4 separate regions of the Homo sapiens genome follow, and regions 2, 3 and 4 are each linked to region 1. A link is an interaction called in ENCODE POLR2A ChIA-PET data of the cell type or tissue named here. Cell type or tissue: HepG2. All regions are shown on one strand. Links, peaks and the distances in the headings refer to the core of each region. The heading gives the core; the rest is flanking DNA. Region 1 has its middle 21 kb from the start of FZD5. Region 2 overlaps PLEKHM3 (pleckstrin homology domain containing M3). Region 3 overlaps PLEKHM3 (pleckstrin homology domain containing M3). Region 4 overlaps PLEKHM3 (pleckstrin homology domain containing M3).

The links. Peaks named below come from ENCODE experiments on the same cell type or tissue, not always from the same donor. Only the 100,000 strongest peaks of a DNase experiment are listed, where the experiment ranks them.
Region 2: POLR2A ChIA-PET joins it to region 1 with 13 read pairs; 6 of 35 experiments call an interaction of 5 or more read pairs at or near these places.
Region 3: POLR2A ChIA-PET joins it to region 1 with 12 read pairs; 3 of 35 experiments call an interaction of 5 or more read pairs at or near these places.
Region 4: POLR2A ChIA-PET joins it to region 1 with 26 read pairs; 10 of 35 experiments call an interaction of 5 or more read pairs at or near these places.

Annotation. Positions count from the first base shown.
Region 1 is chr2:207,787,498-207,795,191 of GRCh38, forward strand. No RefSeq gene overlaps it. Among named protein-coding and RNA genes, the nearest start is that of FZD5, 21 kb to the left of the region's middle. In HepG2, for the core only: no CTCF peak of the experiment used is centred there; DNase peaks (open chromatin) are centred at 4,244 and 4,874.
Region 2 is chr2:207,923,450-207,931,143 of GRCh38, forward strand. PLEKHM3 (pleckstrin homology domain containing M3) reads right to left here. Exons shown (of 8, transcript NM_001080475.3): 5 at 7,477-7,670. Among named protein-coding and RNA genes, the nearest start is that of PLEKHM3, 98 kb to the right of the region's middle. In HepG2, for the core only: no CTCF peak of the experiment used is centred there; DNase peaks (open chromatin) are centred at 2,992 and 4,822; H3K4me3 peaks cover 323 bases.
Region 3 is chr2:207,894,788-207,902,481 of GRCh38, forward strand. All of the region lies in intron 6 of PLEKHM3 (pleckstrin homology domain containing M3), which reads right to left. Among named protein-coding and RNA genes, the nearest start is that of PLEKHM3, 130 kb to the right of the region's middle. In HepG2, for the core only: a CTCF peak has its summit at 2,315; DNase peaks (open chromatin) are centred at 2,324, 2,884 and 3,334; H3K4me3 peaks cover 460 bases.
Region 4 is chr2:207,843,650-207,851,343 of GRCh38, forward strand. All of the region lies in intron 7 of PLEKHM3 (pleckstrin homology domain containing M3), which reads right to left. Among named protein-coding and RNA genes, the nearest start is that of FZD5, 78 kb to the left of the region's middle. RefSeq lists enhancers at 1,706-1,850, 5,524-6,023 and a cis regulatory region at 1,771-1,784. In HepG2, for the core only: a CTCF peak has its summit at 4,483; DNase peaks (open chromatin) are centred at 1,762, 2,402, 3,682, 4,372 and 2 weaker places; H3K4me3 peaks cover 1,940 bases.

The DNA of each region.
Region 1 (7,694 bases), core at 1,846-6,845:
CTCCCTCCTTGACCTCCCAAAGTACTGGGATTACAGGTGTGAGCCACCAGACCTGGCTCACAACACTTGTTAAATATGGGAAGGGAGACTTTACTTAGGAGGCAACTATCACTGTAGGAATAGGGACCACCACAGTGGGGTCTTGCAGTGGGCTCAACTCCCGCAAGGGTAAGTGGAGATTTACAGCCAAGGAGCAGGCTTGGTGGCAGTGGATGGAAAATTACTCAGACGAAACATCAGGTGTAAGGGGGCTTCTTGCTAGACAAATTCAGTAGAATTCTTGTTGAAGGGAGACCAGGGTGATAAAGATATTGAGGGTGGGGGATGTTCACTAAACTAACGTAGTGGGATCTTGCTCCAAGTAGATTCTACAAGGACAGGGAGGGAAGCCCAAGGTCAGCTCAGTCAAGCAGAGGACTCAGGGGAGCCTGATTCAAGTTTGGTCAAAGGAGAGCGTCTCTGTGAGCAGCCAGACAACACCTAAACGAATAGGTGTGGCTGTGTTCCAGTAACACTTTATTTACAAAAACAGGATTCAGCCTGACTTGGCCCTGCAACCACAGTGTGCCACCCCTGCCGTAGAACCATGTGGTCCAACAGAAACATGATGGGAACCACATATGTAATTTTCCATTTCCTTGTAGTTTAAATAAAGGTGAGATGAGATCAATTTCTTTCTTTCTTTCTTTTTTTTTTTGAGATGGAGTTTTGCTCTTGTTGACCAGGATGGAGTGCAATGGCACGATCTCAGTTCACTGCAACCTCTGCCTCCCGGGGTTCAAGTGATTCTCCTGCCTCAGCCTCCCGAGTAGCTGGGACTGCAGGCATATGTCACCATGCCCGGCTAATTTTTTTGTATTTTTAGTAGAGACGGGGTTTCACCATGTTGGCCAGGATGGTCTCAAACTCCTGACATCAGGTTATCCAACCACCTCAGCCTCCCAAAGTGCTGGGATTACAGGTGTGAGCCACTGCACCAGGCTGAGATCAATTTCAATGTTATGTTTAATGTTCAACGTTATGTTTAATTTAACCCAATATACCCAAAATATTATTTCCTCACAAAATCAAAACATAATCAAATAATTACTAAAATATTTTACATTCTTGTATTTTACTAAATCTTCAAAATCTGCTGTGTATTTTATACACACGGCACATTTCAATTCAGACCAGCCACATCTCACATGTTCAATAGGCACCTGTTGGACAGCTGAGCTGTAGAATCTAGATTGTCAGCGGGTACAGTGGCTCATGCCTGTAATCCCAGCACTTTGGGAGGCCAAGGCAGGTGGATCACGTGAGGTCGAGAGTTCGAGGCCAGCCTGACCAACATGGAGAAACCCTGTCTCTACTAAAAATACAAAATTAGCCAGGAGTGGTGGCACATGCCTGTAATCCCAGCTACTCGGGAGGCTGAGGCAGGAGAATCGCTTGAACCTGGGAGGCAGAGGTTGCCGTGAGCCGAGATAGCACCATTGCACCCCAGCCTGGGCAACAGAGTGAAACTCTGTCTCCAAAAAAAAAAAGAAACTAGATTGTCTTTGTAAGCATATAATTACACACACACACACACACACACACACACACACACACACACACATTTGTTGTTGTTGTTGTTGCTGTTGTTGAGACCTAGTTTCACTTGTCAGCCAGGCTGGAATGCAATGGTGCAATCTCAGCTCACTGCAACCTCCGCTTCCTTGGGTTCAAGAGATTCTCCTGCCTCAGCCTCCTGAGTAGCTGGGACAACAGGTGTGCACCACCACACCCAGCTAATTTTTGTATTTTTAGTAGAGACGGGGTTTCTCTATGTTGGCCAGGCTGGTCTCGAACTCCTGACCTCGGGTGATCCACCCACCTCGGCCTCCCAAAGTGCTGGGATTACAGGCGTGAGCCACCATGCCTGGCCAATTACATATATTTTTAAAAACAAAAGTAGTATAATAACTTTTTACTAAATAATCTTTCTTAGAGATCTTTCCCTACCATTCTACAAAGATCAATTTGTATTTATTGGGCCAATTATAACATTCCATTGTTTAGATTTATCATATGCTATTTTGTCAGTTCCCTACTGATGGACATCTGCATTGTTCCTAATTTTGGATTGTTATTCAAAATAGTGCAGGGATTGTCCTTTTACATGTAAGTTTTGGCACTAGGCTGGGCGCAGTGGCTTACACCTGTAATCCCAGCACTTGGGAGGCTGAGGAAGGTGGATCACTTGAGCTCAAGAGTTCAAGACCAGCCTGGGCAACATGGTGAAATTCTGTCTCTACCAAAAATACAAAAAAATTAGCCAAGTGTGGTGGTGTGCCCCTGTGGTCCCAGCTACTCAGGAGGCTGAGGTGGGAAGATTGCCTGACCCCTGGGGTTGGGGGGCAGAGGTTGCAGTGAGCCGAGATCTCACCACTGTACTCCAGCCTGGGCAACAGGGCGAGACCCCATCTCAAAAAAAAAACACAAAAAACCAAAACTTTGGAACCTATGGGAGTATATCTTTAAAATAAATTTTTTGTAAATTGAATGCTGGGTCAAATCTATAATGACATTTAACTATTTACTAGCAATTGCCAATCTGGAGGGCTGAAATTCTACCTTGTTTTCCTTTTTTTTTGAGACGGCGTCTTGCTCTGTTGCCCAGGCTGGAGTGCAGTGGCAGATCTTGGCTCACTGTAACCTCTGCCTCCCAGGTTCAAGCAATTCTCCTGCCAGCCTCCCAACAGCTGGGATTACAGGCACGCACCAACATGCCCGACTAACTTTTGTATTTTTAATAGAGACGGGGTTTCGCCATGTTGGCCAGGCTGGTCTCGAACTCCTGACCTCAAGTGATCCTTCTGTCTCAGCCTCCCAAAGTGTTGGGATTACAGGCATGAGCCACCGCTCCGGCCTCTTGTTTTCCTTTGTATCTCCAGCATGTTGGCACTCCATGAATAATTGTTAAGTGAATAGATGGCTGAAAACCTCCCAACAGAGGTGTAGGGGATGAGGAAAGAAATAAGTAAATACAATGGAATACATGGAACAGTTAATGGCATATTAAGGAGACACAAATTGAAACCCCGGAGGTCATGTAGTGAAAGATGCTTGTTTAATATTTCAACAAGCTCCTCTGAGCTCAGCCCAGTTCCTACCCTCTTCAGAAAGCCTCTAGGCCTTGGGCCTCAGGCTATGGCATTTGGGGTTTCCCTGGAAAAGTGCTCTCTATCAGTGTGAATATCAGTCTACCCTGTTGTGAGCAGGACAGAGTGGAGCAGGGAGAGGGGCAGTTGAAGTTTCTACCATATCCCAGGAACATCAGGAAACCCCCTGCTCTGCAGAATCAGATGGACTCCCAGAAGGTTGGGAGTCCCATCTGTGGAGGTCTTTCACACCAGCCCACTGCCCTTCTGGAATAGGGGAGGCTTTCTCCCCAAGACACAACAACTTGTCACCACCATGGCAAGGAAGGTTCTACTCTCCAGTGGCCAAGCACATGGCTAGAAAATCTGTCTACAAAAACCTGAACTTGTCTTGAGGTCTCCCTTCCTCCACCAGTTGAGAACTCTCCCCTGGTACTATCTCTCAAACCAGTGCCTCTGGCCACATTCCCAGCCTTGCCTGGTCCTGTCCAGCCACAGCTAGAGCCTCCCGGCTAGCCTCCCACCCATCAGTGTCCCTTGTGCTCCAGTTTTTCCACTCCCCAGCCAAATCCTCATCCCTAACATCATGAAACCTGGCTTTTATGCAGCACCCCTAAGAAGGCAGGGTCTGGCTTCTGTGCCTTTCTCAGAGCCTGCCCTGGAGATTAGCATGTAATCACTGTTAAATAAAAGGACAAAACAATCACTGGATTTGCAAATTGAACAATTTGCTATCCAAGGTCTTCCTTATGGAATAATTCATTGGACAAGTACTATCAAGTGCCAGTGATATGCCACGCACTGTGCCAGATAAACCTGAAGGACAGGGTCCCTTAAATTCATGGAGCTCATGATCTCTGATCCATATCTAACACTTCCCTAAACAAATTATTTTCACAGCTCCCCAAAAACATCCATGGATCGTTCTTTACTTTTATTCAGTGCAAATGTTTATTTCAGCACCTATGATGTACTAGCATGATGCTAAACTATAGCTTTTAATTTAGTCCTCAAAAGACTCCTCCAAGGAAGGTAGCACTGGCTCCACTTTGTACCTGGGGAAAATGAGATGAGGTAACTCCCAGTTCCACATCTGCCCACTAGCAAGTGGAGTCAGCATTCCAGCCCAGGCCTGCCTCTCTTAGCGTCCAACCCTGTCCTCCTGGAGCTCTATTACCTGGCAAGAAGTATTTGACCCTCCAGGGATGGGGGCATTCCAGTCCAGATAAACACCTGGAGCCTAGCAGGCATTCACTGGTGTGGGGGGTGGGGGGCGGGGGGGCAAGAGGGGTTGGGCGCGGTGGGGGTGGCTGGGGGAGCTGTTGCATTTGACTGGGGAACTGGAAATAAAGATATTGAGAGAGAAAACCGGGAGAGATGGGAAGTTGCTGTTTGCAGAGTTTCATGAATTGCTTATCTCTACATCCCCAAACCTTAGTCCTCAGCATTTCTCATTGTCACTTCTAATAACACATTTCCTTATTTTATTATGGGACTGCTTTATACATGTTGCTGAATGGAAGCTCCCTGAAGTGCCTGGATGTTAGGTGGCTTGTCCAAGCTCCCTTGGTTAGTAGTGGGCCGGGACTAGAATCCAAGCTTACTTTCCAGATTACATAGAAGGAGGTGCAGAAGACCGGAATCTCCTCCCCCTTCCCCCCCTCCCCCCACCCCCCCCCACCCCGCCACAGCTCAACTGTGAGCTGGAGGCTGAACAAAGACAGAACTTCCTGGATCTAGATGAGTCACTGGTTTGTTCTTCCCTAGCCACCTCCAGAAAGCCATGCTGAACATGCCATTTTCCTCACTTGGACTCAGTGGTGGGGAGCCTGACCACGTCTTCTCACCTCCAAGACGGGGCAAGGAGTTGGCTAATGGCCCAGCTTCATTCCTGGGGCATCTACCTTTGAAAATGTGTGCTCCTACTTGGAGCTCTTTAGCATGACTGCTCTCTTTACACATGAGGGGACTGGGGTCCTGAATGATTGACTCACCAAAGACAAAGTCAGTCCCAGGAGAAGCGAGAGCTGGCTGAGGTCTTACAAATCCAAGTTCCTGGTATCTCCTACTCTAAAATGCTGCCGCCTCCCATTCCAGCTTATATTTTCCCCCAAACTCTCTTTGCCTCCATTTTGTCCAGGCAGTGAATCTTGAGGTACTGAGTGACAGGAAGAATGTGGAAAACAGTCAGCTTTAATCCAGCCATTCTGCTCCTAGACATTCACCCAAGAGAGGAAAAACACCTATCTTCAAAAAGACTTAGACATGTTTTTTTTTTTTGTTTTTTTTTTTTTTTTTTTTTTTGCTGTGTTTGTTTTTTAGAGACAGAGTCTTGCTCTGTCGCTCAGGCTGGAGTGTGCAGTGGTGCGATCTCAGCTCACGGCAACCTCTGCCTCCTGGGTTCAAGCAATTCTTCTGTTTCAGCCTCCTGAGTAGCTGGGATTACAAGCGTGTGCCACCATGCCCGGCAAATTTTTGTATTTTTAGTAGAGATAGGGTTTTGCCGTGTTGGCCAGGCTGGTCTTGAACTCCTGACCTCAGGTGATCTGCCTGCCTCACCCTCCCAAAGTGCTGGGATTACAGGCATGAGCCACCGCACCCGGCCTTTCTCTGTATTTTTATTTGTAATAATCAAAAACTGAAAACAGTCCAGGTGTCAACTGACAGATGAATACGCAAATTGTGGTAGATCCATGCAACAGGTTATTACTCATCAATAAAAAAGAACAAACTAGCCGGGCGCAGTGGCTCGTGCCTGTAATCCCAGCACTTTGGGAGGCTGAGGCAGGCAGATCATGAGGTCAGGGGTTCGAGACCAGCCTGACCAACATGGTGAAACGCCATCTCTACTAAAAATACAAAAATTAGCTGGACGTGGTGGCCCACACCTATAATCCCAGCTACTCGGGAGGCTGAGGCAGGAGGATCGCTTGAACCTGGGAGGCGGAGTTTCCAGTGAGCCGAGATCGCGCCACTGCACTCCAGCCTGGGCGACAAAACAAGACTCTGTCTCAAAAAAAAAAAAAAAAAAAGGAACAAACTACCGATCCATATGACCGCATGAATGAAGCTTAAGAAATTATGTTGAGTGAAAGAAGCTAGAGACAAGAGTACATGCCATATGACTCTGCTTACACGATGTTCTAGATCATGCAAAACTAGAAATCAGGTCCATGTTTGCTTGCAGGGGCTGGAAGGATAGGAAGATGCACAGAGGACAGAAGGAGAAGACGATTACTTGGAAAGGGGCATGAGGAAAGTTTTTTGGGTTCATCTTAAAAATGTTCCATATCCTGCTTTTTGGGTTTTGTTTTGTTTTGTTTTTTTGAGACAGAGTCTCTCTCTGTCGCCCAAGCTGGAGTGCAGTGACAGGATCTCGGCTTACTGCAACCTCTGCCTCCTGGGTTCAAGCAATTCTCCTGCCTCAGCCTCCTGAGTAGCTGGGATTACAGGCTCCCACCACCATGAACAGCTAATTTTTTGTATTTTTAGTAGAGACGGGGTTTCACCATGTTGGCCAGGCTGGTTTTGAACTCCTAACCTCAGGTGATCTGTCTGCCTCAGCCTCTCAAAGCACTGGGATTACAGGTGTGAGCCACTGTGCCCAGCGAAAAATGTTCCATATCTTGATAGGTGTGTAGGTTACACAGATGTAAGCATTTGTTAGAACTGACCAAATTGTACACAAGATCTGTGCACTTGGATATCATAAGTTCTAACTACATTTGAAAGATGGGGGAAAAGGTAGTACATGACTGTTGCAAAACTATATAGAAGTAAAGAAGTAAGCAAAAATTATTCCTTTTTGGGGGGCGGGGACGGAGTTTCACTCTTGTTGCCCAGGCTGGAGTGCAATGGCACAATCTCAGCTCACCACAAACTCCGCCTCCTGAGTTCCAGCAATTCTCCTGCCTCAGCCTCTGGAGTAGCTGGGATTACAGGCATGCGCCACCACGCCCGGCTAATTTTCTATTTTTAGTAGAAATGGGGTTTCTCCGTGTTGGTCATGCTGGTTTCTAACTCCAGACCTCAAGTGATCCGCCCACCTTGGCCTCCCAAAGTGCTGGGATTACAGGCGTGAGCCACCGCACCCGGCCAGCAAAAATTATTCTTATTTCCCCATATTCAAATTTCACATCTCTGAGTTAACTGCTATTCATTCTTTCATGCAATAACCTTCCAGAGACCTTTTCTGGGCATATATGAATGTAATTCTGTGTAATGGGCTCACCCTGTACCTCACACTGTAACTGGCAATGGGAGAGGAAGAAGCTACAAAATTGAAAACAGCCGTTTCTGAATCTCAACAATTTCCTGTTCTTCTGTTTTAATATTAACTATTTTTCCATGTTAGAGCCCTCAGAAAGATTTTGTGGATGCCACTAATGGGTAAAAGAACATTTTGAAGATACTGTTTTTTTCTGAATTGTTTTTCTTTTGAAGAGCCACACCCTTCCATCCCACCTCATCCCAGGCTCCCATCTCCTCAGCCCCCTCTTCTTTCTTTCTTTCTTTTTTTTTTTTAGACGGAGTCTTGCTCTGTCACCCAGGCTGGAGTGCACTGGC
Region 2 (7,694 bases), core at 978-5,977, 140 kb after region 1:
ACACAAAATTAGCTGGGCATGGTGGCACATGCCTGTAACCCCAGCTACTCGGGAGGCTGAGGCAGGAGGATCGCTTGAACCAGGGAGGTGGAGGTTGCGGTGAGCCGAGATGGCACCATTGCACTCCAGCCTGGGTGACAAGAGCGAAACTCTGTCTCACACACACACACGCTCATAAAAGAAAAGAAAATTATTGAAATAAGGTGATGAGAGTAGAGACAAGGGGGATGGCAATGGGAATGAAAAATAAGGGAAGAATTTGGCTCTTAGAGAACCTTAAAGCAAAACTTTTGGACTATGTCAAGGTTCAAACTAGGGGAAAATAAGGGAATAATGTCATGATTAACTGAAACATACCTGACCACATGGATATATATACATACATATACATACATACACACGCACGCACACACACACACACACACACACACATATATATATATATATATATATATATTTTTTTTTTTTTTTTTTTCTGAGGCGGAGTCTTGCTCTGCCTCCCAGGCTGGAGTGCAGTGGCGCAATCTGAGCTCATTGCAACCTCCGCCTCCCAGGTTCGAGCGATTCTGCCTCAGCCTTCCGAGTAGCTAGGACTACAGGTGCATGCCACCATGCCCTGCTAATTTTTGTATTTTTAGTAGAGACAGGTTTCACCATGTTGGCGAGGCTGGTCTTGAACTCCTGGCCTCAGGTGATCTGCCCACCTCGGCCTCCCAAAGTGCTGGGATTACAAGTGTGAGCTGCTGCGCCTGGCCCACATGGATATATTTTTCAGGGAAAAAATAATTTCAATTTGAAGTGGGGATGTCCAGTACGCAGCTGGACATAACAAACTAGTGAGTGATCTCCTCAAGGAAGAGTGCTGGGCCAAACGTTGTCACCTTATAGTCAGTGTCGATTTACAGAGGGACCATGACTCTCTCCCTGCAGATGACAACAAAGTGCCCTGATAAGGCCAGGTGTGGCAGCTCATGCCTGTAATCCCAGCACTTGGGGACGCCGAGGCAGGTGGATCACTTGAGGTCAGGAGTTCAAGACCAGCCTGGCCAACATGGTGAAACCTGTCTCTACTAAAAATACAAAAATTAGCCAGGTGTGGTGGCACATGCCTGTAATTCCCAGCTATTCAGGAGGCTGAGGCAGGAGAATTGCTTGAACCTGGGAGGTGGAGGTTGCAGTGAGCTGAGATCGCGCCACTGCACTCCAACCTGGGTGACAGAGAGAGACTCTGTCTCAAAACCAAACCAAAACAAACAAACAAAACAACAACAACAACAAAACCAAGTGCCCTGAGAAAGGGGCACCTTCTGCTAGCTCACATAAAGTTGCCCCATTGGCTCCTGTGAAGGCTGGAGGATTATGCAGAAGGGCAGCCGAGGTGTTGGGTATTCCTAGCATTAGGGAGCTGGAGGATGTGGAGGCATTGAGGGCAAGGAGAAGGGGGAGACTCGGACAGGACAGAGTGCAGAGAAGGACAGGGAGAAGGAGGTCTAGGAGAAATGGTGACCAACAATGCCCAGGAGGCCAAAGAAACAAGGGCCTCAGGAAGTCAAGGTGTCAGAGGAGAGTGCAATCCACAGCCAGCCTGCAAGGGGCCACGTCAGAAGTGAGTGGGCAAAAGGGAAATGGAGACAGTTCTGAGTGCTTAAGATGGGATCTTAGGTGGTAGTATGAACAGGGTTGTTTTTTTGTTTTTTGTTTTTTTTTTTTAGTGAGAGGGCAGGTAAAAAAATTAGAGAGTATGACATTAATTAAATATGCTAGAAGCAGGGAGGGAGGATTAAGGGGCATGGTCCCTGAGGGATCCGGGTAGATCGCTACTGATGGGCCAGAGTCCGCATCTCATAACTTCTACTGATCCTGTGTGCTCTGCACAGAAAGGTGTGGCAATTCCCTGAATCCCAGGCTCTTGGATGCCTCCAGGCTCATCTTCCTTTTGCCTCTTCTCCCCTGTTCACCTCCTGGCTCCTCCTGAATTATGATCTGCTTAAAATAAAAGTTATAGCAGCTAATATTTCCTGAGAGCTTGCTCTGTTCTGGGCATTAAATCCCTGAATCCTCGCACTTTCCTTATGAGGTGGTATTGTCTCCAGGTGAGAAAACTGGCTCTGAAAGCTAACAGAGACAGAAATGAGCTCTGAGCTCAGGCCGTCCAACTTAACGCAGAGTTTATAATAAACCACCTCCATTTGTGTCCTCACTTTTTTCTTTTTTCTCAGTTTGCCCCACCTGGGCTTGGTAACCCAGCTCTAATCTTCAGCTTTGTGGTGAGGCTGCTGCTCCAGGTAATGGTCCCTCCCTCAAATCACTGTACCGCAACTGCCTGAGGGGCGCATTGTAATGGCCTAGCCCAAGCCTTAGGACACCCCAACACATCTTCTGAGGAACTTTGAAGTCGACCTGGTGTTATTTCCTCTAGTTCTACAGGACTCTTCATGTCTGTCTTTTGAGAGAACCACATCTAGACATTCGGCATCCTTTGAGATGAACTTCCTGACCGAGTTACGGATCTAGTATCTGAGACATCGACAAACTCTGTTCTTAATATTTAATTACATGGCCTTGGGGTTAAAACCTCGAATGCCTAGGCCCAGGGAACCACCATAAACGAATTAAATGGGCTGGAGATGAGAAAAACAGGGCAGCAATGTGTTATATGCCAAGTGGCACTGGGTTTGGGGAGACAAACTAGAGCAGAAGAAGTTATGGCAAAGTGGCAAGTCAAGTGTCTAAAGCTGATCTCTGCTACACAGAATGAGGGAAGTTCTGTGTAATCAGAACTCATTTCCCAAGAGAAACCAGAAAGCTTCACTTTGTGTGTGCATGAAAACTCCTGATTTTTTTAAAGTTGGCAACTATTTCACAATTTCAAAACTTTGTGGGGCCATCCCTGTGAGGCCAAACAAAACATGTCTGCTGGCCAAATCTGGCCTTGAGGTGACACATTCTACCGTGCCTGTGTGTGACACATCCTGCTGTTCCTGTGTTCAGCAAGAGCTGAGGCTCTTCCTAGCAGTTCTTAACGTCCCTCCCAGAAATTTCCCTAACAGCTGCTGATCCGGATGTGTCCTGACATTGCCATGTATGCCCAGATTTTCCACAGAGTTCTTCATGCACCTTCATGTGTGGACACTGTAAATAATTCTTCTCATGAAAAGTTAACTAGACCTTGAACTAATTCAGCAGGACCGCCATCTGGGAGTCCTCAGAAACAGTGAATTGTCAGCACTGTAAACATTTTAAGCTTCGGGGAGGACACTGACTTTTTCTAAACTAATCACCCCTGCCAGTCAAGATGTGCAGTGTGGGTTCAAGAACAAGGCGTTCATTTAACAACAATAACAAAAACAGTGAGGATGAATACCGGACAGCCATCATAATGAAAGGCCTAAAAGCAAACTATGACTTCCCTAATAAGGCGACGGCCAAAGCTGGCTCCCTGGCGGTCGAGCGCTAATACAATTAATCAGTCTGTTTTCAGTTTTCTCACGACAGCAATATTAACAGTTTGCTTTATTCTGTTTATATGGTGCTGACAGGTCTTCGGCATGTTGCGCCTACTTGCTGGAGATTAATGGCCACTCTCATATTGAGGTAAAAACCAGGCAGGAAGAGAATGCCTTTTACGACTAGATAAGAACTGGATTCTCTTGCTTTTTTTTGTTCCCCATCAACTCCTCCCTCTTTCAGTTTCTATCAGGGATATATGAGATTAGTTAAGTCCAGCAAGTTCACCTCACTGTTTAAACTCCCCCACTTTAGATGTCGTATCCTCAGGTAAAACAAAGGGAGCCTTAAATATTGATTTTGGATAAACTCATTACATATAAAGGTATTGGTGACTAACTTTGTTTTTAAGAAGTCAGATTCAGCCTGGGCAACATGGTGAAAGCCCGTCTCTACTAAAAATACAAAAATTAGCCAGGTGTGGTGGCATAGGCCTGTAATCCCAGCCACTCAGGAGGCTGAGGCAGGAGAATCGCTTGAACCCAGGAGGCAGAGGCTGCAGTGAGCCGAGATCATGCCACTGCACTCCAGCCTGGGCGATAGAGTGAGACTCTGTCTCAAAAAAAAAAAAAAAAAAAAAGAAGTGTGGCTGGCTGGGTGTGGTGGCTCACACCTATAATCCCAGCACTTTGGGAGGCTGAGGCAGGCGGATCACCTGAGGTCAGGAGTTCGAGACCAGCCTGGCCAACATGGTGAAACCCCGTCTCTACTAAAAATACAAAAATTAGCCAGGCGTGGTGGCACATGCCTGTAATCCCAGCTACCCAGGAGGCTGAGGCAGGAGAATTGCTGGAACCTGGGAGGCAGAGGTTGCAGTGAGCCAAGATCGTGCCACTGCACTCCAGCCTGGGTGACAGAGCAAAACTCCGTCTCAAAAAGAAAAGAAAGTGTGGCCTGGCTGCAGGAAGTATGGACACCCTGGCAAAACTCTTGGAGATTATTTCACTAAATAGTCGTATTTCAGAATAAATCATCCCTGGTTGTTTAGTGGCTAGAAAAACAATTTTTTAATAATTACATTTTAATTAAATTTTTTAATAAAAAAGATTTAAAAAAAATTCAATAACATCCCCCCTCAACTTACCCCTTCCCTCAAAAGCCGTAAAAGTACTATTTGTTACTAGCACACTTTTCTCTGCCTCAGGTTTGAGAGAAATGGTAACCCTAAACAATATTTTAACAACATGTAAGTATAGGAAATCTAAAATAACAAAATTTAAAATAAAGCAGTGCTTCCTCAGTTTCTGTAGGAATCAATGTCTCATTGTTGGCTTGTAGGCAGACTGCTCCACCCATTTTATGAAACAGTCACATGGAGAAGCAAGCACTGTATAAGCAGAAACTACAGGCCTGGGCCCAGCTAGCTTTCCATCCACTCTCCCTTGCTCACTCCTTTCTTGACATAGCAGCAGGAAAAGAGGATTAATTCTAGTAGAGAAAATAACAGGTGGTGGCTTTTAAGTGGAATATTTTATCAAATATTTTTAAAGCCAGATATAAGAACAGTCTAGGATAAGAAAGTGATATTAATAACAATAATAGTATTTACTGTATGCTTAGTATGTCCAAGCACTGTTTTAAGCACTTCAGTTGTGTGAACTCATTTAATTCCCACAAGGGAATGCCTTGAGAGCAAAGTAATAATTTTTGCCGGAAGGGCAGGGTATTTGAGAGTAGAACAATATACTGGGTTAGACTTGGGCAGATCTTGAATTCTATACTTCTATTTTAAATAATTTATCTAATGCAAAGGTTGGATTGAAGAGGGAAGAAATGTTAGGCTAGTTAGAAGGACACGGCAATAGCCTTGAGATTCTCAACCAGGGTAGTGTATTAGAAGTAAAAAGGAGAGGAAAGATTTGAGAGTTATCTCAGAAACAGAACCATCTAAATTTTTTGGACTGATTTGACTGCTCTTTCACTCATTTTCTTATTCACTCAACAACTATTTTTGAGTGTTTTGGATGGGTCAGACATTGCGCTAAGTGAAAAATAGGAAGGTAAGAAAAAGAAGACTCTGAAGATGATTCCCTCCCCAAAACTGAGCTACTAGCTATTACTCAGTGGTCTGAAGTGACACTTAATATACATCCATCCCTCCTTCCATCTATCCATTCAGTACTTACTGAACACCTACCTTGTGCCAGGCATTGCATTATATAATGGTTATGAACAAGTCCAGGAAAGAAAAATATAGGGAAAAGGGAAAATGAAGGGGAAAAATGCTGTCTTCATTCTCATAGCTTTGGGAGTGCCTTGTTTCTAGAACTCCCATTTCTTTCCTGGTGGTCTGGCCATAAGGCACAGTACATGGTGGTAAACCACCAGACTGCTGGAATTGAGTAGAGATTCTTAGTCATCCATATGAGGAGAGGACCTTCTATTTAACTTCTAAATGTGTGCCCTGATTTGGCATATTTTAAGCAGAGCAAAACATTATACCATAAAGGTATCTAACATGATTCCTATGTAGAGATTTTAATATTGTCTAGAAATACAGGCACAAGAAAAATAAGCTCTGAGCAAAGCCAAAAGGTACTGAAAATAATAGAACATACTTTGAACATTAAAAATCTTGTATCTGGTTTAGTTGGTAAATTAGTTTGAGACATATAATTCTATTGCCTTCCAAGGAAAGCCCTGATCTTTTAAAATTAAGATCTGCCTAGACTTTATAAGAATAAATCCTGACCACTTTCTGTGCTTTCTGAAAAACAACTAGGTAATAGAATGACTACCACTGAGAAGTATTTTGCTTTATGGCAGCTGTCTTTTCATTATTATTTTATGAGAGCTTGTCTAGATATTATATATCCTTTACTATCTACATTTAGTTCTTTTTTAGATGCCCGGGGTTATGTCAGTTTCTTTGGATCTAATTGGATCTCAAAACTCCATCACTTCAATACTTTCCAAAAGTTCTTAGGCAGGTAGGCTTACCTCCAAAAACATTTAACATGACTAATGCATGCTGCTGGTCATTTCTATTAAAACAAAAAAATTAAAAGGTATTTTTAGAGACTTATGAACGCCATCAACAATTATTTCAAGTATAAGCTAGTTTGTATATGCCAAGGGTGAGACTTTAAATGCCTATAAAATCTGTCTGTAAAAAAGGAATTTTATGAGAGCAGGCACATTTTACTTTCAACTTTAAGGATCTGAGCCTGCTTTGGACTTGGTGTTCTATGAACTATGAGCTAACTAAGTTACGGGAAAGCAGCCTGCACCCACGGTAAGATGAAAAGGCAGAATCCTGGGCCTGTGCATTTTAATTATAGCTCTACTGCCTGCATCATTGACCAAGTTTGGGTATTTGTTTCTGTACAGAAAATAAGATTTGAGGCCCACACAGTGGCTCACACCTGTAATCCCAACACTTTGGGAGGCTGAGGCAGGAGGATCGCTTGAGTCCAGGATTTTTAAGACCAGCCTGGGCAACAGAATGAGTCTCTGTCTCTATTCTTTAAAAATAAAAATAAAAAAATAATAAATATATAAAATAAAATAAAATTTGAATAACCATTTACTTATTTCCCATTGAAAATGCTTTTTAGTTATGAACTATTTTAAACATGCTTATTTTTTGCTGATGAGAAACAGGAATTGAAATTGGGAAAAGTATAAAATACTACATAAGTGACCAATATAGATATTTCCATGATTATTATCTCAAATTAACATATTGGTAAGAGAAGCCTTCACCGTCCTGGGCACTCGATCCATGGGTGAAAGCCTTCAGTAACGGTGAATGTTATTTTCATTTTGCTTGGCTTAACCAAATGGGGACCTTGGAGTAAAAAAAGTAAAAAGATGAGCCCAGAGAGAGGCTGGCAGTGGAGAGGCGGAGGGCGAGCCACAAAATTAGAGGCGGTCCGTGCTGGAAAGGCCCTTTGGAGATAATCTCACCACCCTCCGTGGGCGGGAAAGAAAAACAAACGGGAGCCGTCTGAGATTTATGACTCTTACCTGCGGCGGAGATCCTCTGCCACCGCTGCCCGGCAGCTGAACAAATAGGCTCGGAGCGACTTCAGCCGCTGCCGCAGCCGCAGCACGGCGGCCAGCGGCTCTGCGTGGTGGTACAGCATGGCGTTCTCCTGCTGGATGTCGATGAGCGGCTCTTCGTACACGTACTCCAGAAACTCCTTGGCCTGCTTCGACACCTACAAAACAAGCGTCGTCAGTCA
Region 3 (7,694 bases), core at 1,445-6,444, 110 kb after region 1:
TTGAAAAAACATAACAAAACAGGATGTGTACTAGAACAGGACAGCTTGGGTTTGAATCCCAGCTCCTCCACTTTAGCTGGACGACTTTGTGCCAGTAAATCTCATTGGTGAAATGTGGATAATAATAGTACCTATTATTATAGGTCATTATATAGGGCTATTGTGTGGATTAAATGAGATAATCCACGTAGATTTAGGACAGGGTCTGGCCTAAAGTAAGCACTCAATAATAAAAGTGAGTAACATTTTTTGAGCATATACTAAAAGGGAGCTATTATTAATCTAATTATTTAGTACAACCTTCTCATTTTACAAAGAAAGATTTTAAGCAGCAGAGGTATTTTGTGACTTGCTAAAGGATAAACTGTTGCTGTCATCCTGGGTCGTGAGTTTTCTGGCCATCCCTCCCTCTCTCCTCTTGGCTAAGTGCTGTAAAATGAGAGTGAACCAGGCAGGCCCCTTGCCTTCAGTGAGACTGCACCATACCAAGTCAGGGATGGAGCAAACAGGCTGAGGATCCTGGCCCTGTCAGCATATCTGCCTGTCTGCCAGATGATCAGTCCCTGTCCCCAGCAGGCAGGAGGCAGAGAAAAGAGAAAAAGGTGAAACTCAAATCCGTAGTTTTATTACCCAAACTCAAATCCGTAGTTTTATTACCCGTGATTGCCTAGCCTACTTTCTCTCTGTGCCCTTGACCTGTGCTCTAGCCAAGAATCCTTTCACAGTCTCCTTCCCCTGATTTCCTTTGTTGTTCAGCTCTAAAGCTTCCCTTATGGTGCCCCATTCCCTTAATGTCCCTTATAGCCCAAGTTCTTAAATAGTTCCACCTCTTGGAAACCTCAGCTGCAATGGGCTCTCTGTTGTTAGCCCAAACACAAATGCCAACTCACAGTTCACCAGATAACCTGACTGGTGCTGCCCGTTTTAGGAGGAAACCCGCTAGGTGGCATATTACCTTCTGCATGTTCTTACTGGCCAACTTTTGTTTACTGGGCATTATTTTAACTGCCACTGAATTGTAAGGTATTAAGACAACAATTTGTCTTTAAGGAAAATATAAAATCAGTATATTTAACTTGTTTTAATAAGCTGTCCTTCAGATCATATTTGTCAAAATGCTTAAAGCTGTTATTTCCTGACAAAAAGTTGAAATAGTTGACCTTTGGCAAATGGAAATCCAGCCATTTGTCAGTTAGAACTGAAGGTGCTGAGCCTACACTCAGCGACCTGGCTCTCATTCCAGGTTCCTTGCTGCACCCAGAAGCCTGGATACTTCGTGCAAACTGGCTGGGAGCCCCCAGAAAGCAGATACACGCAGAAAGACTTCCACAATTTCATCACTTCTCGAGCTCTATAAAATCACAGAATGAGGGCCCTAGAGCTGGAAGGGGCTGTAAAGATTGTTTAATCCAATCCTCTCACTTCACGAATGAAGAAACTGGGATTCGAGAAGTAAAGTAATACAGTTTCCATCCAAATACATGCCTGTGGTCCTCTTCCTGGGAACTGATATAGTTGCAAGGCCATAGCCAGAATAAAAAGTGACCTAAATGGGCTGTACTGTATGAAATTGTCATCTAAAGATGCCATACATCTTTAACAGAGGTTAACAGGATGGAAAATAATCCCTACCCGGGTTAAGTTAAAAATCCATTTTTTAAAAAGAAAGAAACTCAGCTTTTACAAAGTGATGAGAAATGATAGGGATTGGAATATTTTCAGAGGTAAGCTGTGCCTCCACTTCTGACTAAGACTTAATGGAACAAATGCATTCAGGGAGATGCATGGAATTTAAACACAATTCAACATCAGTTAATTCTAAGAGTAAAGGCCCTTCGGTCCAGTTCCCTTCCACCTCAATGTTAAAGGAAGCTAGAAAGCCAATTACATTCACAGCAGGGCCTCTCCCCTACTGCAAGGGAAGAATGTACTGCAAATTCTATGTGTGCTTTACAAGCTAGTAAAACTATAATTGCAGGTGGGAAGGAACATGGCGTCTCTTTGTTTCTGCCAACATTTCAGTCTGGTAAGCTTCTCTCCGCAGCTGTAGAAAGAGTGTGGACTCCATGGTTTTCTTTAAGCACAAAAATGTGTACTCCAGGATTCTACAAAATTTACAGAAAGACTGCTTTTTGTTAAAATTGAAAAGACGTCTGTGCATAGCCCACCAAAAGGTCATGCATTCTTGCAAGAAACAAGTGGCAAGATTCAGAGGGTAGGTAGTACCACTCACTCAAGCGCAGGCCTAGGGAGAGTTCCTTGGCTCAAGAGGGTGGGGGCTCTCCAGGTGCAATTCCCCTATGGAGCCACTGGGGAGGTCTGGTCTAGGATCATCCTGGAGGCAAAAGGAAATGAAGCTATTCTGCATTCCCTACCAAGGTGCTGCTCCATATGGTGACTATATAGCTGCAGCTATAGCAGGTTTCTATGGCCTAGATTCCCCTACGGAACATGAGGGGGAAAACTGAGACATAGCAAGCATTGCTTTTGTGGCAATGGTTGTGGTTTAGTGTCCACAGATGCAGTGTCTTGATGACGCTGAAGAAAACTCCCAGGAGCCGTTTATACAAGGTCCACACCTCACAGCAACACTAATAGCAATACTCTACCCCTAGTAAAGTGCCTATCTCCTAAGCCCTTAAGTGTCAGGCAAAGTTCTAAGTGCTTTATGCATACTAACTCTAAGGCCTCACAACAACCTTCGGGGGCAGGTACTATTATTCTCACTTCAGAGATGAAGTGCTTAAGGCACAAAGAGAAGTGACTTGCCCAAGGTCACCTAATATTTCTGGGGTGAGTCGGCATTTGAACATAGACAGGCAGCCTCCAAAGCTGCAGTGTGTGACCGCTGCAGCGGCCAGCACCTCTGCAATGCCCAATGTTGGATATCATCATCCCTTAGGAGACCTTTGCTCCAGGCAGAAACTCCATCCCATGTTCACCTCACACTGGCGTGCTGGCCTCCTAAAAGCTCCTGACAGCCATCTTAATTTTGATTTCTATTTAATTTTCTACCTCACAAAGCAATGTCAGGGTGAGGGAGTCTGGTGATACCTTTAGAATATGATTTATCAACCAACAGCTTAAGGGAATGTAGGGCTTCCTTGCTGCCACCTGACCTTTGTCTTCAGCCTTCCTAATGTTTGCATTGCTGCCCTGACCTTGCAAAGTGACCTGGAATAGCTTGGCTGTTTCCTTGTGTGTGTCCACTTTCAGAGTCCAGCTGTCAGCCTGTGCAAGTCTGCCAATTAGTATCTCAAGGGTTTGGGATGGGGTCTGCCGCCTTTTGAGGAGCACAATCTAACACTAACCTCCAAATTCCTTCTCGTAATTCAGCATTCATTAGTTTGACGGAACAAAAGCAGGCATTCTCTATTATAAAGCAGAGGTCAAAACTGGTGGCTGTGTTTTGTTTGGCCTGCAGAGTGTTTAAATATTGAGAAATTTCACATAAAAATACAGATTTCCGGCTTCTCTTGGAAAACGGGAAGAGCAGACAACTCTGGGGCTACTGAGTAACAGCTGCCCCTTTCAGATATGGAAGCTCTCTCTGGTTCATCTGCACAACCTGTCTCCCCTTGGGCCTGCTTCAGGGACAGATGCCATTTGCCTGGTCTCTGCAGGAATACCAATCAACATAGCTCTATTCTAGAGCCAGAATTCCCTCCTTTAAAACGTGAAATGGACCAGGCGTGCTGGCTCACGCCTGTAATCCCAGCACTTTGGAAGGCTGAGGCGGGCAAATCACTTGACCCCAGGAGTTCGAGATCAGCCCGGGCGACATGGCGAAAACACATCTCTACCAAAAAACCCCACAAAAATTAGCTGGGCATGGTGGTGCAAGCCTGTAGTCCCAGCTACACAGGGGGCTGAGGTGGGAGGATTGCTTGAGTCCAGGAATTCAAGGCCAGCCTGAGCAACATAGGGAGACTCCTACCTCTATAAAACATTTTAAAAATCAGCCGTAGCGTGGTGGCGCGTGCCTATGGTTTCAGCTACCTGGGAGGCTGAGATGGGAGGATTGCTCGGGCTCAGGAGGTCAAAGCTGCAGCCAGCCATGATCATGCCCCTGCACTCCAGCCTGGCCAGCAGAGTAAGAACCTGTCTCAAAAAAATAAATAAATAAAATAAAATAAAATAAAATTCCAGGAGCAAATGTGTTGATGGTTCACTAGGCTTTAGCCGGAAGTTCAAATAAAAGCCAAACAACAATATGAAAAGCTGCCTCCATCAGCCTTCTAATGTTTCCTCACAAAGATGGGTGTAATATTGTTGAAAAGCTGCAAGTTCCAAATATGGAGGGAATCGCAGGCCACTATCACATGGAGACAATGATGTCCGCTAAGACACATGTGGCAATGCTGTCTTCTGAGGTTGCCATGCATCCTGGTTACATTTCTGAATTGGGTGAAGTGCTGGAAACCTCCTCAGCCCTCAAACATCTGAATAGATAGTGCCTTCTGGTTATCCTTCTAGTCCCTTGAAGACCAACTGTGGGTGTGGTGGGATGGCTAGTCCAAGGCATCAAGGGATGAAATTCTACTGGACATCACCAAGTGGAACAGAATCATGAGCAGCTTTGACTACAAGTTCCTGGCACACAGACAGAGTGCAAGAGTTTGACCATAATCAGTAAGAATCTAGTCCGTTTCTGAGAAAATGTGCCCTTTCAATTTCAGGGGTAACATGGCTCCTGATACATAGTACATGCTTAATAAATATTTGCTGAATGAATAAATGAATAGGGAGAAAACACCCAGCGAGGGGCTTGGTGACAGAGTTGGGCTCACATTTCAGGTGCACAGGTGGGATGGAAAGATTTAAAACTCAATTCCTCGTTCTTGCACCTCAAGGCACATCCCAGAATCTTTCATTTCTGAGGGAAGTGAAGCGATACCGTTTTACTCATTCTACGAATGTTTTGTTGAGACAATTTATCAGAATAATCCTGAAGCATGCAGACAGTGTTAAGAAATGTCACAGTTGGTAGTGAAAATTTTCTTTAGCTTGCCCCCATGGAAGAAACACTGTAGATCAGATCATTAGAGTGGTTTAAGGTTACCATGGCCTCAAAGTTCTCTTCCTAGTCCTCTCTCTCTGGCTCATGATTATGGGCCAAAATTTTAACTTACAGTCATAGCCTCTAGGAAGCCTTCCCTGATGGCCAAGTTACTGGGTGTTCTGGTTACTATTACTGCAAAACAAATTACCCCAAAACTTAGTGGTGAAAAAAAACCAACGAACAAAAACCTAGTGGTGCAAAACAACCATTTTATTATGGGCTCACACATTTTGTCGGTCGGTCAGGACTCCAGGAAGGACACTGTGGAGATGGTTTGTTTCTGCTCCATAATATCTGCAGCCTCATCTCTAGCCTAGGTGAGAAGACTTGAAGGCTAGCAGCTGGAATCATGTGGGGCTGTCTTCACTCATCTCTCTGGTGGCTGATGATCGCTGCCAGCTAGAACAACTACCATATGAGGCCTGTTCATGTGGTTGTTCTATGAGGGCTAATCTGGACTTCCTTACAACATGGCCACTGGGTTGCCATGAGTGAGCATCTCCAGACAGCACCAGGTTGGAGCTATATCACCTTTTATGACTTGGCTTTGGAAATCACATGGCATCACTTCCATAGTCACAGACCTGCCCAAATTCGGGGAGAAGGAACACAGATCTCACTACTGAATAGGAGGAGCATCAAAGTCACAGTGTAAGAAAGACATGTGGGATGGAAGATACTGTTGCAGCTATTTTTGCAAAATACAATCTGCCACACACTTGGTCAGATGTATTCCCCAAGTACCCTAGGTTCAACTCCGCTGACTTCAACAATGCCTATCTGCCTCTCTCATCAGACTGTGAGCTCAGTGAGGGAAGGAATTGTGGCTTAATCACCTTTGCCTCCTCTGTGGCTAGCTCAATGATTGGCACACAGAAAGCATTCAATCAATACACACTTGTTGAATCAAACTGAATAGAAATGAAGAACCAGAAAGACTCCTGGGGCCCTTTCATGATGGCTGTTGGTGGCATAGGTTTCTACCACTGGCAAGACCGATGCTAACCTTACTCTATATCTTTAAGTAAATGTTCTTTGAAAACAGGCCCTCACTTCGTCAGTATTATGATTACTCTTTTAAAATAGGAAACAACAAAAACCCAACAACAACAACAGCACTCAGATGACTGCATGCCAAGGGACTCCCAGGAAAGTGATTTCAGCACTGACTAAACACCATCCAACTCCACAGCTGCAGCCTCAACCGGTATTGTTGTCTCTACCTGAGGGGCTCGAGTTGGCTCCTGGAATCCTTATCTCAACTGAGCTCCTTCTCACCTGGGCAACAGGGCTCTCTATCCACCACTCACAACACACAGTCATCTTTCTGATCTGGCTTCCACAAAAGGCAGTGACTTTGTCCTTAGTGCCGCACATTTGCTGCCACATCCCGTGCCGAGCTCCCCCGATCCTTCAATCATCTGTGGATCAGGTTAGATTTGGCTGTAGTGCCTGGGTCTGCAGAACAGAAAAGTCAGCTTGCATAAAGAACAATCTGCACCAGCACCTTGCTAATCACCTGCTTTAACCCACTCAGCTAACTGGCCCCATCACCAAAACACCAGAAAACTAGTAGTTATGCTCAGCAGGTAGTAAGGACATCAAGACTGAAAGTGAGAAGTCAGAAGACCCAGCTCCAGTCCTGGCACCTAGCAGCAGTTGTCACTCTTCCCGTTCCCCTCCCTGTACGATGTGAAACACACTGGGAGACCGAGCATGAGGCATGAACTGTTCGGCACCCACTCAAGATACACCTGCTCTCTTGAGAAACAGCACTTTTCCATTTGCTCTGCTGCCTGTCTATCAAAACTTCAAAGGATAACACTCAATCCCTTCCTCCTCCCCAGCAAGATCTTAGCCTGTGCATTCATTTTTTGAAAACCCACTTGCTTAAAAGGCATAATTTGTTCCCCAAATAACTTATAGTCCTCTTTCCTAGCTCATTAATTGGTTGGAAGAGCCGTGGCTAAAATAGTTAACAGAGATTTAGTGATGTTTTAATGGAGGCCTCGTTCCTGTCTCGCCCCAGATTATGTTCAGTGGTTTCTGAAGGCAGTGCCGGCTGCAGCGGACACAGGCACTTGCCATGGAACAACACAGGCGAGCTGTCACGCTTTGTTTTTCTGCTTGTTAAATCCGAATGCTCCTAATTAGTTATCCTCACCACTAATGCCTGGGTGGACAATGGTGTAGGGATCAGGGCTGCTGAGAAGCTATGAATACAAGTTCCTTGGGCTCCTGAGGCTTGGGACTGGTGACTCGGTTGTGGGCACTGAGGCGCTGTGTTCCTGTGAGCTGTGGATTCAAAGATGTCAACCCCTGTGTGAATAAAGGTCATCACCTGTTACTTCTTTGGTGAAAGGGCAGCTGTGCTGGGTGCCCACTTAGGCTCGGCCTTTGTCTGCTGACTCTGTGAGAGCGTCCATAGAGAAAAACGTTCTCTGATAATGGGTTTGTTTGGTGGGGCAGGGCCGTGCAAAATAACTCACATCACTTCCTTGAAGAAGAATTCAGTAAAGTATGTTGTTTAAAAGTGGCCTTGAAATACCTTAAACATTGCCTTTTCGTGATCTTACCAGTTAGAAAACAGTTGAGGTAAGACCACTGTTTGAATTACTTCTTTAGGGGCCAA
Region 4 (7,694 bases), core at 1,401-6,400, 56 kb after region 1:
CTTCTGCTACCAAGGGAAATTTGCTTGTCTCTTTGCAATCTAGAATTTGAAGATTTTCTTTCCAATCATTGATATAAATTGCTTTTCCCCCAGTCTTTTCATTTAAATTTCCTTTCCACCATCACAGATTCGCTTTCTGGAAAAAAACGTGGAATTTGGGGCGGGAGTGGTGGCTCATGCCTGTAATCCCAGCAATTTGGGAGGCCAGGGCAGGAGGATTGCTTGAGCCCAGGAGCTGGAGACCAGTCTGAGCAACATATTGAGATCTTGTCTCCACAGATAAATTAACCAAGCATGGTGGCGTGCATCTGTAGTCCCAGTTACCTGGGAGGCTGAGGCTGGAGGGTCACCTAAGCCTGGGAGGTGGAGGCTGCAGTGAGCCCTGATAGTGCCACTGCACTCAAGCATGGGCAGCAGAGTAAAACCCTGTCTCGAAAAAAAAAAAGTAGGACTTAACTCCATTCTCAAAGAACGGTCTTAAGATACTTCAACCTCCCAACTCTCAGAGCCACACTAGATCTTTCAGTCTAAGTTAAATCAGTTCAAGTTAGTGGCTTCCAATATTTCCAAGGCAGTCTTTGAATCAGGTTCATTATTTGTGTACTCTATTATGCTATTGGTTTTATAAAATAACAATTCATACATTTATTTTTCTTTTTTTTTTTTTTTTTGAGACGGAGTCTCGCTCTGTTGCCCAGGCTGGAGTGCAGTGGCGCGATCTCGGCTCACTGCAAGCTCCGCCTCCCGGGCTCACGCCATTCTCCTGCCTCAGCCTCCGGAGTAGCTGGGACTACAGGCGCCCACCACCACGCCCGGAGAATTTTTTTTTTTTTTTTTTAGTGGAGACGGGGTTTCACCGTGTTAGCCAGGATGGTCTCGATCTCCTGACCTCGTGATCCACCCGCCTAGGCCTCCCAAAGTGCTGGGATTACAGGCGTGAGCCACTGCGCCCGGCCTATTTTTCATATGAATTACTTTTTAATGCTACCTTCCCTTGTTTTCTCATCAAAAGGCTACAAAATTCTTCCCATTAAATGTGGTGGTGATGATCCCAACTACACATCAACCACCACAAGTGAGACTAGTTAAAGGTAGGTGGCAGAGTCCTTTGCCCCCCAGGTTGGTTTGTGGGTTCCCCAGATTTCAGGGCTACTGCTGTGACAACAGGGTAGGGCAGAAAGGGTACTGCTCTGGGATTCAGCAGCCTGGATCTTCCAGTAGCTCCAGGTGTGGTTTGGAGGGGGATTCCGGCCTTCAAGGAGGTGGGAGACATGGGCAGACTATTGCTAAGCTCCCCCTAGCTCTACAAAGGTTCGATGCTCTAGTATAATTTTGTACAGAGGGTTAACATGGGCTGCACCTTTCTCTCTATTTTAAGTGCTCTGAAAGCATCAGGAGCTGAAATGATAATTATTAATGGTAGCTGTAGATAGTTGTGAAGATGTTTCCTGAGGTAGCATTGTTAAGTGGTTTAAATATTCAGAATTCTGCAGGGGCTTAGTAAAAGTGTGATAATATACATTAGATACTTAAAAAAGATTTTTTAAAAGACAAATTTAATGAGGTATTACTATCTGTACTCCTATAATTAGTTGTATGAAAGAAGTCTTAAAAATAACAAACATGTATTGACAAAACCAAGATACTATTGTACCCTTTGTAATTCTAAAGCATAAAACAGTTCATTTCAGAACATACTGCTCAGTCTGAAAAGTCAACACATTTTGTTTGGAAAGGTAAATACTCCTTCTCTTCCCTATTGTGTGTTCAGGTTACTTATTTACAGTCCCATGGGGAAGAAAAAGCACATGCTAAAAACCGACCTAAAAGATGTTTTGAAAATGAAATTACCTGAGTAGCTTAGCAAAGCTCACATTTTTTACATCATCTCTCTCCTGACATTAAAGTCTCCACTGACCCAGTAAAACACATCCATCTCCAACATATGATAAGGATGTAAGCCATCACTCAATAAAGTCACATATCTCGGTAATGCCTACTTAAATAATGAATTTCCTGAAATCACTTTAAAAGCCATTTAAAAGAAAATATGTTAATAACTACAGATTATAGTTGAAATTACAGAATAAAGCAAACTCTCTATTCATTCATGAATTATTTATGGAGCAGTTACTAAGTGTTGTCTTAGATGGAGCAGTGAGCAAAATATAAAAAGTCTATTCCCTCATGGAGCTTACATTATTTCAAAACGGTGGACTGAACTGCAATTTGGATTTGTATCTAAATCCCTTTGGGTAAACAGAATAAAAATCAGCCAACTTTACGGAAAACATCATGACAAACTATCAAACACAAATACAAAATGCTGAGCAATGGAGCAGAAGCAAAGATCTTACTCCTTTTGTCAATAAAAGCTTAAAACAGTGCCATATGCCTGGTATGAAGGTCCAGCAGAGTGGTGGCTTGTCAAAGGTCACACAAATTAGTAGCTAGGAACGACATCGAGACTTCTTTGTTCCTAGTCCAGTGATCTTTTTGTTTTTTGTTTTTGAGATGGGGTCTTGCTCTGTCGCCCAGGCTGGAGTGCAGTGGTGCAATCTCAGCTCACTGCAACTTCCGCCTCCTGGGTTTAAGCAGTTCTCTGCCTCAGCCTCTCAAGTAGCTGGGATTACAGGCGCCCGCCACCACACCCGGCTAATTTTTGTATTTTTAGTAGAGATGGGGTTTCACCATATTGGCCAGGCTGGTCTTGAACTCCTGACCTCATGATCCACCAGGCTTGGCCTCCCAAAGTGCTGGGATTACAGGCGTGAACCACTGCGCCTGGCCCAGTGATCTTTTTATGGACTGGCCTGCCTGTGTTTATTCGATGGATCTTAATGATTTTAGAGCCAATTAAAATTTTTTTCCTCCAGCCTGGGCAACATGGTGAAACCCCATCTCTACAAAAAAAAATACAAAAATTATCTGGGCGTGGTGGAGAGCACCTGTAGTCCCAGCTACTCGGCAGGCTGAGGTGAGAGGATCGTTTGAGCCTGGGAGGCAGAGGTTGCAGAAAGCCAAGATGGTGCCACTGCACTCCAGCCTGGATGACAGAGCCAGATCCTGTCTCAAAAAAAAAAAAATTTTTTTTTTCTTTAAAAGTACCCATTAATATAAGTTTATAGATTAAATGTGACTATTTTTCTGGTTCTGATACAATGTGATAAAAAATGCTGGATATAAAATTATATATTCAATATGATTCTAACTATTTAAAAATACATATGTGTAGAAAAATGGAGAAATAATGGAGAATATTTTCTTTAATTTTCTGTACTTTTCAAATTTTCTATAATAAATATCAATTAGTTTTATAGTTAGAAAGTTAAAATGAGTTAAACGATGAACAATTCCTCTTTAAACAGCAAAAAATTAAGCTGTCTGAAATGCTTAAAGCTAAGATGATCAATACAATATTAACCAGATACCTAACTAGAAGCTTGGTAAGAAATGTGTCTAGGTGACAGCCATCTATTCAAGTGACCAAATGGCCTCAAAACACAATGGTGGCTTCAGCAGCTAGGACTGTGTTTATAAATGCACCATATTTATCAAGTGGCTTAATGGCATAAAGGGTCAGGTCAGCCCTGAGGTTTTCACAGAAGTCTCAGTTATGTTAGCAGACATTCTGAAACATTTTGACATGTGAATACAGAAGCCACCAGGCCAAGGTGAAATGTTATTTACCAAGTTACTCTTTGACTAAAGTTTAAAATCCAGAAAAACTAGCATTGTGCTGAAGAGTTTTCATTAAAGAAAACTGTCATTGACACAATAAACACATTTAAGAGTGGGCAGTCAGAGCTGAAGAAGGGTCAAATTCCATCTGGGGAGTCATCACCCTGCCTCTGCCATGCACACGACATGTGAGCTGTCTGGGCTTCAAGTTTCCCACCCCCAAAATGTCTAAAGGGTCCCCACAGTCCCTTCTATCTCTATTAGTTTATAATTCTAAAACACAAGCGAGAGTCTGGTCCTCCACCATTGGTATTAGAGAACCACTGAGAAAGTTCCTCAAAATGTTCCTCTTCAACACCAGAGAAAGAAAAGAACGATTAGAAACAAACAGCTCCTCTGAAAAGGTACTCTACAGAGGAGCAGAAGTTTCCTTTAGCTGCTTCTAGGATCCCACACCTCACTGCAATACTCACTGAGTGGCTGCTTCCCAAGAAAAGCCACAGAAAGGAAATATCATTAAAAAATGGCATATACATTGGGGGAAGCTACTCCCTCCCTGAAGACCGGCCTAGCCAAGGCTGTTGTTCTCTATTGTTGAACAGGATGTAACAAGACTGCCAAGCGCAGCCCACAAACCTGCTAATTAGGTGCCCTGACAGTGTTTGTTTTGGAACCATTTACCAACAAAGGAATGTGTCAGGCTGATTAGGGAGAAAAGGGTATGTAATGTATGTGTATTTGAGTCCAGATGAGGGCATAATCCAGGTATTTAGTCTGTTTGTGCAAGGACTCACAAAAACAAAGGCCGAGCAAATAGGAAGCCACGGGGAAAGCCCAGCTTCTGGGCAGTGCTTCTCTCCCCTTCTCCTCTGGAGTTTTGTTCCACCTGCCTCCATCCCCACCCCTTCCCCACCAAAAAATTTTGCCTAAACACTTAACATGAAAGTCTCTTTCAAAAAGTGACAAACTACAGCTGGTTCCTCAGAAAAATGAAAGAGTCTTTGTAAGGTTACTGACACATCTGGGGCTTGATGGTTTTTTTGGCAGGTAAGTAAGTGACAACTTTAGGCAAAATCATCTCCACATTCAGCCTCCATGGAGCCTTCTCCATGCACTGTGCCCAGGGGCAAATCTAAGGGCAACAGGGCAACAGAAAACACAGCTCTTGATGGACTGATTGTTCAAGCTGTGCTGAGAACAATTAGGCATCTCAGCACCATCTATGGGAAGAAGTAGTTCCACATTTTATAATAAAGCAGGTTCCTTCTTTTTAAACAAGCCTTTATATGGTTTGAGTACAATTAGGCATTTGAAGCTTCATGTGTACATGAGGCTTAAAGAAGGGAAGAAAGTGCCAAGGCAAAGAACAAAGTCCATGCCCCAACAAGTTTAGGTCCTCAGGAGCAGGGTGGTATGGATTGCAGTGAAACGCAAAATGACAAAGACCAATTCAAAACGTTGAGCGTGTTGGGAGGAGTCTCCATGTTCTTCAGGACAAGCTGGACATTTCTGAAGTCCGGCCAGATGGATGAAAGCAATGGGGCTTGGACTAAGTTTCATGGGAGGCTGCCTTTTTTGGTAAGATTACCTGACAAAATAGATTTTAAAAATGAAAAAGCGGATAAACCCTGTTAGAAGCTCATCTGCTATGCACTTTTCCATGAGGCTGATGTTTGTTCTCAAGACTGATGTAGAAAATATTCTTTAAATGTGTGCAGACTGGCTGGGCGTGGTGGCTCATGCCTGTAATCTTGGCACTTTTGGAGGCCGAGGCGGGCGGATCACTGGAGGCCAGGAGTTCGAGACCAGCCTGGCCAACATGGCGAAACCCCATCTGTACTAAAAATACAAAAACTAGCCGGGCATGGTGGTGCACACTTGTAATCCCAGCTACTCAGGGGGCTAAAGCTGGAGAATCGCTTGAACCCGGGAGGTGGAGGTTGCAGTGAGCCGAGATCCTGCCACTGCACTCCAGCCTGGGCCACAGAGCGAGACTGTCTCAAAAAAAAAAAGTGTACAGACTAGATGTAGTAGCAGAGTATGCTAACTCAAGTGGTAAGCAGGTAAGATTTTGGTGTTAATAAGTTCAATGCCCTGTGTGCCACCATTATTTCTTAGAAGAGGGGATGGAGTGGTCAACTACTTGTGCACAAAGAAAAACTGGCAAGCAATGTCCAGCCTACACCTCTGAATTCCAGTGCTTTAAAAAACAACCCTTTTTAGAAGAGTAACCACAGAGCTGCCGATGCCCTACTAACAAAGGAAGAACACCTCCTCTGATGCCTTCCCTGGTGTTAGTGAATGTTGCTGACCAGGGCAGGCTTATGCTGTCATCAGTGAAACACCTTAAATGGTATGTCAATTGCTTCAACCTTATATAGAAAGCTTTAGTGTTACCTCAGACTTGTGTTATGCTCCTCTATCTTTGGAGGTGTTTTATATTCCCTTAACTAATTAGTTTATTTAAAAAATGTTGTCAGTGTTCTTATGAATGCATATATACTTAGGCAAGCTTAAACCAAACAGTAAGTATTTATGTAACGCTTAGTCCATTTCGTGTTGGTAAAACAGAATACCTGAGACAGGGAAACATTTTTTTAAAAGTTTATTTGGCTCCTGATTCTGGAGGCTGGGAGGTCTAGGAAACATGGCACTGGCATCTGCTCAGCTTTTGGTGATGCCTCGAGCTGCGTCACAAATGGCAGGGAAGTGGAAGGGGAAGCAAGCATGTGGAAAAGGACCAAACACAGGAGGCAACTCGCTTTCTAGCAACCCCCTATCACCAAACTAACCCAATCCCTCCAGAACTCATCCATTCCTGTCAGAAGGAGATTAATCCATTTTAACGACCTCATCACCTCTTAAAGGCACCACCTCCCTACACCTCTACGCTGGGGACCAAGCTTCAGCAAGATTTTCTGGGGACACACCATATTCAAACCATAGCAAATGCCTACCAGATGGAGGATACCAACACCAGTTTTCAGTAGAATCTTCTCATAGAATACTCACATTTAAATACAGTGCCAAGTGGCATAAAGGTCACAAAGTCTTTAAGTACAATGTTCTTCATAGTGAAAAACCTAGGAGGATGACTTACATGTCACATGAAAAACTCACGAAAGCCAAATGGACAGGACAGAAATGATGGAACTGATTTATCACAGTTGGTTTATTTTCTAAGTCCCATGTTAAAAATGCATGCTGAGGGTTTTTAAGATGAAGTGTTTATGTACTTGTAATCTCGAAGCATTTCAAGGTTCAGAAATAGCATCTCTGCAGAAATGTAGAAAGCAGGATTGTCTCCTTAGCAGCATTAGGAAAGGGATCTTAATAACGAGAGAAGATTAGGGATGTGTAAAAATGTCAGAAAGAAAGCTGCATAGGAGGCAATTTAAGGATTAAAAAAAAATCTAAGTCCTGGGTCATTTTGTGGATTTATGTGACTTTTTTGCTTTTATATTCATTGTTTTCCCTTAAATCATAGAGCAGTGTCAGCCTAATCTTCTGATTTGTAATTCTTAAAAGTTAGAGCCCTTCCTGGCCAGGCACAGTGGCTCACGCCTGTAATCCCAGCACTTTGGGAGGCCAAGGCGGGTGGACCACGAGGTCACAAGATTGAGACCAGCCTGACCAACACGATGAAACCCCATCTCTACTAAAAATACAAAAATTAGCTGGGCGTCGTGGCACGCACCTGTAATCCCAGCTACTAGGGAGGCTGAGGCAGGATAATTGTTTGAACCTGGGAAGCGGAGGTTGCAGTGAGCCGACATCGCGCCACTGCACTCCAGCCTGGTGACGGAGAGAGAGACTCCGTCTCAAAAAAAAAAAAAAAAAAAAAGGTTAGAGCCCTTCCTTCTTATTCTCAATCAAGGAGGGCATGTTTCGTCATTTCTGTTTTTTTAGGATGTGGAATTTTATCATTGTTTTGTCAAAATGTTTATCTCTCCCAAGGCTGTGCTTTCCTTGTAGTCCTCTAGGAGGATAAATCCTGGATTAGGCTTTAGCAA